Regions from separate parts of the Homo sapiens genome. Here region 1 is linked to region 2. Evidence: chromatin loops called from intact Hi-C (ENCODE). Cell type or tissue: transverse colon. All regions are shown on one strand. Region 1 has its middle 80 kb from the start of MGST1. Region 2 overlaps PTPRO (protein tyrosine phosphatase receptor type O).

Region 1 (4,000 bases), 860 kb after region 2:
ATTCATGCTCGTTTTATTATTGAAATATCACTTTCATTTGTTTTTTTCCATTCCATGTTTTCTGTCACTGATAAGTTTGGTCTCATATCTCTTGCCTTGATTATTATAATACAATAGACTCCTTATGGACTCCTTGATTCCATTCTATTGTCTTGACCAGTAACCCTCCACACTCCTAATAGATTTGGCTTTCTAAAGGGATATCGGATCACTTTATACCCTGCTCAACAAAATGTCTCATTGCTACTATAATAAATTTTGAGGCTGACACTATGTGTTTGCTTTACAATCTTCATCTCTTACTCCTCACTATAGGGTTCCATTCATCTTACCTTGGCTATATTAGATCTTTCCTAAGCATACACTATACTTCCCTGCATCTGTGGTTTTGTAACAACTGTTCATTTTGATTGGAATGCTCATTCACTGCACTTTTCTGAGTCAGAAATTCTATATATTCATCCTAGCAAAACTCAAAGGACAATTCATTTTGATTCTTCCAGTTGAAATTAGACTCTTCTTCCCTCTGCATTCTTTTTGTTCTAGTTGTTTTTCCCCTTTAAACCAAATAAGTTTGATTATTATTTAAATTTTTATTGCATTCATTCATTCACTTCCTCAATCATCCAATAAATATTTACTGAATGTTAAGTTCATGTGTGACTTCTTGATAGTGTTCAATTCCATTCCATTTCACTACATGCATTTGTAGAATGCTATACCTATCAAATGTATTAGGCTTCATCCTGTTGTAGTTAAAAGCTGAACAAGGCCGGGCGCGTGGCTCACGCCTGTAATCCCAGCGCTTTGGGAGGCCGAGGCGGGCGGATCACAAGGTCAGGAGATTGAGACCATCCTGGCTAACACAGTGAAACCCCATCTCTACTAAAAATACAAAAACAACAACAACAACAAAAAAAAATTAGCCGGGCGTGATGGCCGGCTCCTGTAGTCCCAGCTACTTGGGAGGCTGAGGCAGGAGAATGGCATGAACCAGGAGGCCGAGCTTGCAGTGAGCCGAGATCACACCACTGCCTCCATCCTGGGTGACAGAGCGAGACTCTGTCTCAAAAAAAAAAAAAAAAAAGCTGAACAAAACAGAATTATATTCATTCATTAATTGAATAAATATTTATGAAATTTCTATTGTGTGTTAAACATTGTGCCAATTACAAGGAATGCTGAAATTAAGTTGACAATTTGCAGTCTGGCAATAAAGACTTTAAACAATTGTTTACATTATTCTATTAAGGAGAAGTTAAAGTTACGAAAAACGATTTTAAGAAGACTAACATATTTTGGGGGCTCAAGGAAAATGTCCAAGTGAGAAGAGGTGCTTAGGCTGAGATACAGGTGATGAGTGGGAATGATCTATGTAAACAGGGGATGAAGGGCAGAGGGAAAGAGATGAAAAAACCTGTCTCTGACCTGACAATGTTTAAATCAATATTATAGAAAGCAATAGGCATTTAAATAATAATCAAACTGATTTTTTTGTCTGAGACAGAGTCTGGCTTTGTCACCCAGGCTGAAGTACAGTGGCACAATCTTGGCTCACTGCAACCTCTGTCTCCTGGGTTTAAGCGATTCACATGCCTCAGCCACTTGAGTAGCTGGGATTACAGGGTGTGCTACCATGCCCAGCTAATTTTTGTACTTTTAGTAGAGACAGGGTTTCACCATGTTGGCTAGGATGGTCTCGAACTTCTGGCCTCAAGTGATCCGCCCATCCTGGCATCCCAAAGTGCTGGGATTACCGGCATGAGCCACTGGGCCTGGCCTACATTTTTTCTTTTCCATTAAAGGATAATACCTAAAGGAATATGACTTGATACTGGCTATTGAGCTTTAATTATTTCCATCTAAGCATTATGCTTTTTCCTTTTAATTTTACATTTTAAAAAACTTATTTTTTTAATGTTTTTTCTTCTTCAGGGAGTCATACTTATATTGGATCTTTTAAGCTATTTTCTATGACTCACCTGTTCTTGAATATTTTAATTTATTACTTCTTTTTGGTTTTTAAACTTTTTGATTTAATCTTATATTTCTCTTGAGGCATTATACATTGTTTTTATTCTCTTTTGTGTTCTTTCTGTTTAGTCTTTATTTCTTAAATTACTTTTACATTTATTTCCAACTTTTCCTAGAGTTTTGTAACCTTTTTTAAAAAAATTATTTTCCCAATCTCTTCAAACCAGAGTTTTTCTAATTGTCTTTAAGATGTCTTCAAATTTTGATTTATTTTCATAAATGTCCCTTCATAGCTTTTTCCAAACATTTTTAAATATTATTTTTTAGCTGACTTAAAAATATTTTTTTTTTCGCCTTTTTTGAGGGATCCTATATTTTGGCTTATTTTCATTGATGTTAATCTACTTTTAATCTCTTATAACTTTGTTTGCAAATTGATCACAGTGTTTTCTACTAGTTATTTTAAAGTAAAGTGCATTTTCCTAATTTTTTTCTGAAAATGAGTAGGACAGAGTAACATTTCTAGATACATATTTCTAAAGCTTCCCCTTCAGTTATATTCGTGACTTCTTATCAAGCTGTATTGAACATTTCTATTGTTTTTTTTTTCTCTTGGGGATGTTATCATGAGTTTTTAATTATTATTCTAGTGTTTATGGTGGATTTTGGAAGATTTCAACAATTTCACTGATATTGCATCTGTATGAAATTCAATTTTCCTAGAGTTTTAAATATATATTTTACTTTGCTAAATATATTTTAAACTTTATATGTCCCACCAAGTGCATTATGTCATTTAGTATTATTGGTTTTGTTGTATAAAAGTATTTTATTTAAAATGTTTTTCGGATTTTATGTATGTCAGATGGTTAAAAAGCCTTACATTTTGTTTGTTATTTTTATGAGGCTTGCTTTTACTTAAGATTTCTATTTGTGCTTATTTGCTCCTAATAATTTCTTAATTTTTGGTCTATAAGACATATTTATTTTCTAGTGATTTCTAATCTTTTCAATTTCTATACCATCATTTAAACATGATAAAATGTAGCCATCTTTTTTTGTGCCTTTGTTTTTTGTTCCTTCTCAACTGGGCTAATATTGTCTACAATTGTAGTTCCACATCGTTGTGTACATTTTTGTTTTTTTGAAATCTTCCCTGCCCTTTTTTCTCTTACCTTTGCTTTTTAAGATAACAATAAACATTGTTAAATTTTTTGAACATCGTTAAATTCCAGCACCTTCTGAATTTATTTATCTTATTTATGTTTTTCTTCAAGGATAATTTCAAAAGGGTTTTCTTTGTGCCTTGCACTTCTGAATCTTTTAGTTCTGTATATATCTTTATTGCACATTTACATAAATCATAATTCAGTTACTTCAAAGCAGTTTTCCTTCAATATTTCAAAACAATCACTGATGCTGAGCAGTTTGAACTACTTATTATTTATTGGTGATTCTTCCTTGTGGTTATAATTTTCTCATTCTTTTGATAGTCTTAACTGGCATTCTCCTTTCCTTTTTCGTTTATCTTCAGTTATGTTTTATATTTTCTCTCCCTTCATCCTTTTCTGTTGACTTCTGAGTTATTTCTTCAATCATATCTTTTGATTCCTGCTAGTCATCCTTTTTTTTAATTACAAGCATACCTCAAAGATAGGTATGCTAACTAAAGAAAGGTTTAGTTCCTGACCAATAAGATGGAGCAAATATCTCAATTAAGTGAGTCAGCCAACATTTTGGTTTCCTGTTGCATTTAAAAATTATGTTTATACTATACTGCAGCCCATTAAGTATGCAATATTCTTATGTCTAAAAACTGTACATATCTTAATTTAAAACATTTCTTGCTGAAAAATGCTAGTGATTATTTGCAACTTTAGCAAGTCATAATCATGTTGCTGGTGGATGGTTTTACTTCAATGTTGATGGCTTCTGACTTATCAGGGTGGTGGTTGTTGAAAGTTGGGGTGGCTGTGGCAATTTTTAAAATAAGGTAGCAATGATGTTTGCTGCATCAATGGACTCT
Region 2 (4,000 bases):
AACAACAGCTGCAAATAACAAGAGCCATCTCCCCAGACGCACACTGCCTAACACACTGTCCAACTTCCTTTCTAAACTGTCGGTTTCTTGGAAATATATGTTCCTGTTGATTTTCTAAAACCCATCTGATGCCACTAGTGGTTTGTGTGGAAATCAAAAAACTCTTTCTCTCTCTCATAGTGTTGCTCGAATCTCTTCCTGGGGTGGTAGCAGAATCAGTGTGGAGCACCAGTACCCAGTTAGGTTGGTCTCAGGATTGTGTTCTGCAAGGATTTCTGACTTTCAGAACTTAAGAGTATGTTTCCTATTGAAAGAAATCATCTAAGTTGAACTAGCTATATCTAGATTCAGTGTTAAATCTTTTTTTTTTTTTTTACTGCCATAATGACCCTCATGCTGTACTCAGGTATTTATCTGCTTGTTCTCAATCCTAGGCAGTTGGCATTTTAAGCAAGAAGTGGCATTTAGTTGAAAATGCTCAGCTTTACTCCTGATGATTGCACATTCTATTTGAAGAATGATATAATATACTAAAGTCCTTTTTAAGGTTTGGGGATGGTTTCTGCTTAGCTCATCAAAGAGTAAGCAGCACTTACAAAATTGGAGACTTTTAGAGTTTTGTTTTGTCTTGTTTTAACTATTATAAATCTCATGTCCTTGCTATTGCTTTTTCGGAATGAATTGCAGTATGGATGGCTTTCCAAGACTGTCATAACCATGGCTAATTTATGCAGAATGTATCTTAACTTTTTGAAGTCATTAGGATTTTGAACCTTACCTAATATAAGTGAAAGAGAAAAAACTAAAAGTGCACAATCCTCTATGCATATATGCTGTAGGTATGTCTGATGGGGGTTATTTATTGATTTGGAAAATCTTTTGCAATGAAAAGGCGAACCCTACATGTCACACAAAATCGTCACTGTAACATGTGCACATATTGGCTCTTTCCAGAATGTGCTTAAGTTAAAATTGCTAGCAAAGCCTTAATTTGCGTGAATTTTCCCCTGGTTTTAGTCTCGGAATTAGCACAGCAATTGAAAATGTAGGAACATTTTATCAGTGTTGCTGTGGAGTTTCATAATTCAATCCTGTCATGTTCCACAGCCTTAGGATACAGAAACTCCTTGGAATCAGCAAGATCTAAATAGAACAATGAAAATTGTATACAAATCATGATTACTTATGCCAATAAGTATATGATAATATGTCATACAAAACATGTAGTGGAATTATACGTTATATTGAAAGTTCATTCAATAATGAATGAGATTGAAAGAAAAAAAATGTGTCTCTCCTCCATGAATCAAGTTTCTACGCAGCTGCCGAGTAGTAGCAGCTTAATATTTCAGCACTGAATTTATTCAGTGTTACCCTCTTACATACATTTGTTACTTCCTAGTTTCTTTTAAAGCCTGTTTGGATAGGAAAGTATTTTTTTGTTCACTCCTGATCACAAAATGTGTTGGCAGCCTCCTGACTTTACCAGAGCTGTTAGTCATCTCCGCTGACATTCTGCTTTCCGAAAGCACTGAAGTAATTGGCTCTTACTACAGGAAGTAAATGTGGAACTCCTAAAACTAACTAAATTACCATCACGGGGCTGAATAAAAAACATGATCAATAAATATTCCTTTAGGTTCCCAAATGCCTATAAGATACAGCTATGTCCAACATGATAGTGTTTTTTGAGGGGATCAGGGAGAGGCAAAGTAAAAACTGGACTGATTTTTCCCTCTAAATCTCAAGTGTGGAAGACAAAGAGGATGAGGGAGAAAAAATAGAACAAGAACCATTGAATGGATTGTTTTCACTTAGAAGTGGGAAGAAATTAAAACTACCTGAAAACCACAAACACCACTTGCCTTCGTGGACGTGTTCCTACATTTCTTGACCTGCATTATTTTCTCTTCATCCACAAGTCCCATCTTTTCAATCAGAACATCACAAGCCCAAGTCTAGTATTCAATTGTTAAAGGAATCATTAGGTGAAATTCAGAGGGTAACATGGCAGAGATTATTTTGTTTCAGTTCAACTGAATAAGCATTTATTGACCACCCACTAGGTGTTTCATTAACTATGCTCAGCCCTGGGGGGAAGCTATAGTGAGTGTAGCAAGGTGTGTACCTGCAACTAACAATCACACAATGTGAGAAACTCTCCGTTTGCAAAGTGCTGTGAAAGCACAAAGTACTGCTTCGTCCTGCTAAAAGCTTTCAGGAAGTGGAGATATCCAAACATTCATAATTTTAAATATAAATAAATATTTGGACACATTAAAGTACTAAGATTACAACTGGTTATTTACTATAGACTGTTTATTTTCTGAAAAGTTGGGTGCTTCTATCAAAATTATGTAAAGACCTCTGAAAATTACTTGCAAAAAAGTTTGCTGTAACATCACTTGTACAGTCAATCATGTTTCTGTATTTACTATTTATAGACAACAATAAGAATACAATCACAAAGTGCTTCAATAGATACTGTTAGCCTTAGCTAACTTAGGTAAGTTATCTTACTTGGTTGGGTGAAAATCATTACCTTAATTATCTCCTAAACAAATGTAACTAACTAAAGCATGCATTAGCATTTCCTGTGTTTGAGCTTATAGACTAGTAATGATGAAGAGCAAGCAGGTAATAGGTCCAGTTCTTCAGATAGCTTAAAAATTAGTTCAAGATGGAATAAAAACAACGCCATAGTAGAATTATACAAGGTACATGTCCACACTGACAGCACACATTCACATCCCCAGAGAAAAATGTCAGAAAATGTTATTTTAGTCTTTAATTAAGAAAACAACATTCCACCGTCTCTTTATTAGTTCTCCATTTATTCCCCCATTCTTCCTTCCTGCCTGTAGAAATTGGAGTGTTCAGGTGGTAGATAGATACTTCTATATATTTACAAACTGCTTTAGCAACTTAATCAACAGCAGTTAGAAATTTCATTTCTAGAACTCAGTTTTTGGCAAATGGGAAGTATAAAGTGCAGATATGTTCATGCAATCTAGTAGAGTTTTAAAAAATGAATCTGAAATTATTATTATCTTCTCATGTAAGGAAAAGTAAACAAACCTGATATGTGTTTAATGAAAATTAAATAAAACTGAGGTACCTGATGTAATTATTTAAAGCTGTTCAAGTTTAATTATTATGTTAATCAATTCTTCTGCCCAGATAAATTTGTCTTTTCTTTTTTAATTATCAGGAGTAAAAATGGTTTAAAGAAGAGGAAACTGACAAAGTAAGTTTTTCTTACTATGTCATTTAAAAGGATGTTTGTTATAATAATCTTAACGTTCCAATTAAAGATTGCTTGTCTTCAAAGAGAAGGGACGCTTAAGAAAGAGGCAAATGCATATTACAATAGCTAAGCACAATAATGTACTGGTTGTTTATGCCTGAGTGGCAGTGGCCACTAGAAAAGTGTATCACAGAAATCACATCAGAAATAAGGACAATGTTTATCATATCAAATCTGAGAGAGTGGATCGTTAGCAATTTTTAAAGTCTTGGAGGAGGAAGTATGGTATTCTAAATACAGTATATGAAAATCTAATATTTAACTACATCAAAGGGTTTCAAAAATCCTTTTAGTATTTTGAAATTCTGTGTTTATTGCAGGAAAAGGCTTTTACTCTATTTGATGTTATAATAGATACTTTGATAATGCTTTCTCAAGAAACCTGTATAATAAATAGAAAAGATAATTAATCTAGCCTGTGGTTTTCCTTATCTATTAAACCATTAAATGAGAAGAATTACTATTGTGGTAAGTGAAAATTAACCCCCAGTTGATTTCAAAAGCCTATTAGATTATCACCTCCATGCCTTTTCTTAGTTATAATTCTACATATGAAAAGTGGAACTTTCCTTTATATAGAGTTTGTTCTTGATACCTGCCTGGATAGAACATTGGTGAATTAGTACAAGAAGGAAATTAGGGGGTCCAGCCAGGTCTGTGGCATCTATGCTTATGGAAAGAAATCATGAGTAA

What was found. Hi-C counts contacts between places; a loop is a spot of excess contacts. Peaks named below come from ENCODE experiments on the same cell type or tissue, not always from the same donor. Only the 100,000 strongest peaks of a DNase experiment are listed, where the experiment ranks them.
Region 1: it touches region 2 in a loop (26-fold over the local background); 1 of 110 quality-filtered maps calls a loop at or near these places.

The regions. Positions count from the first base shown.
Region 1 is chr12:16,425,901-16,429,900 of GRCh38, forward strand. It overlaps a transcript of MGST1 not described here. Among named protein-coding and RNA genes, the nearest start is that of MGST1, 80 kb to the left of the region's middle. In transverse colon, no CTCF peak of the experiment used is centred here; no DNase peak of the experiment used is centred here.
Region 2 is chr12:15,562,382-15,566,381 of GRCh38, forward strand. PTPRO (protein tyrosine phosphatase receptor type O) reads left to right here. Exons shown (of 27, transcript NM_030667.3): 18 at 3,212-3,247. Among named protein-coding and RNA genes, the nearest start is that of EPS8, 230 kb to the right of the region's middle. In transverse colon, no CTCF peak of the experiment used is centred here; a DNase peak (open chromatin) is centred at 1,506; H3K4me3 peaks cover 629 bases; H3K27ac peaks cover 1,238 bases.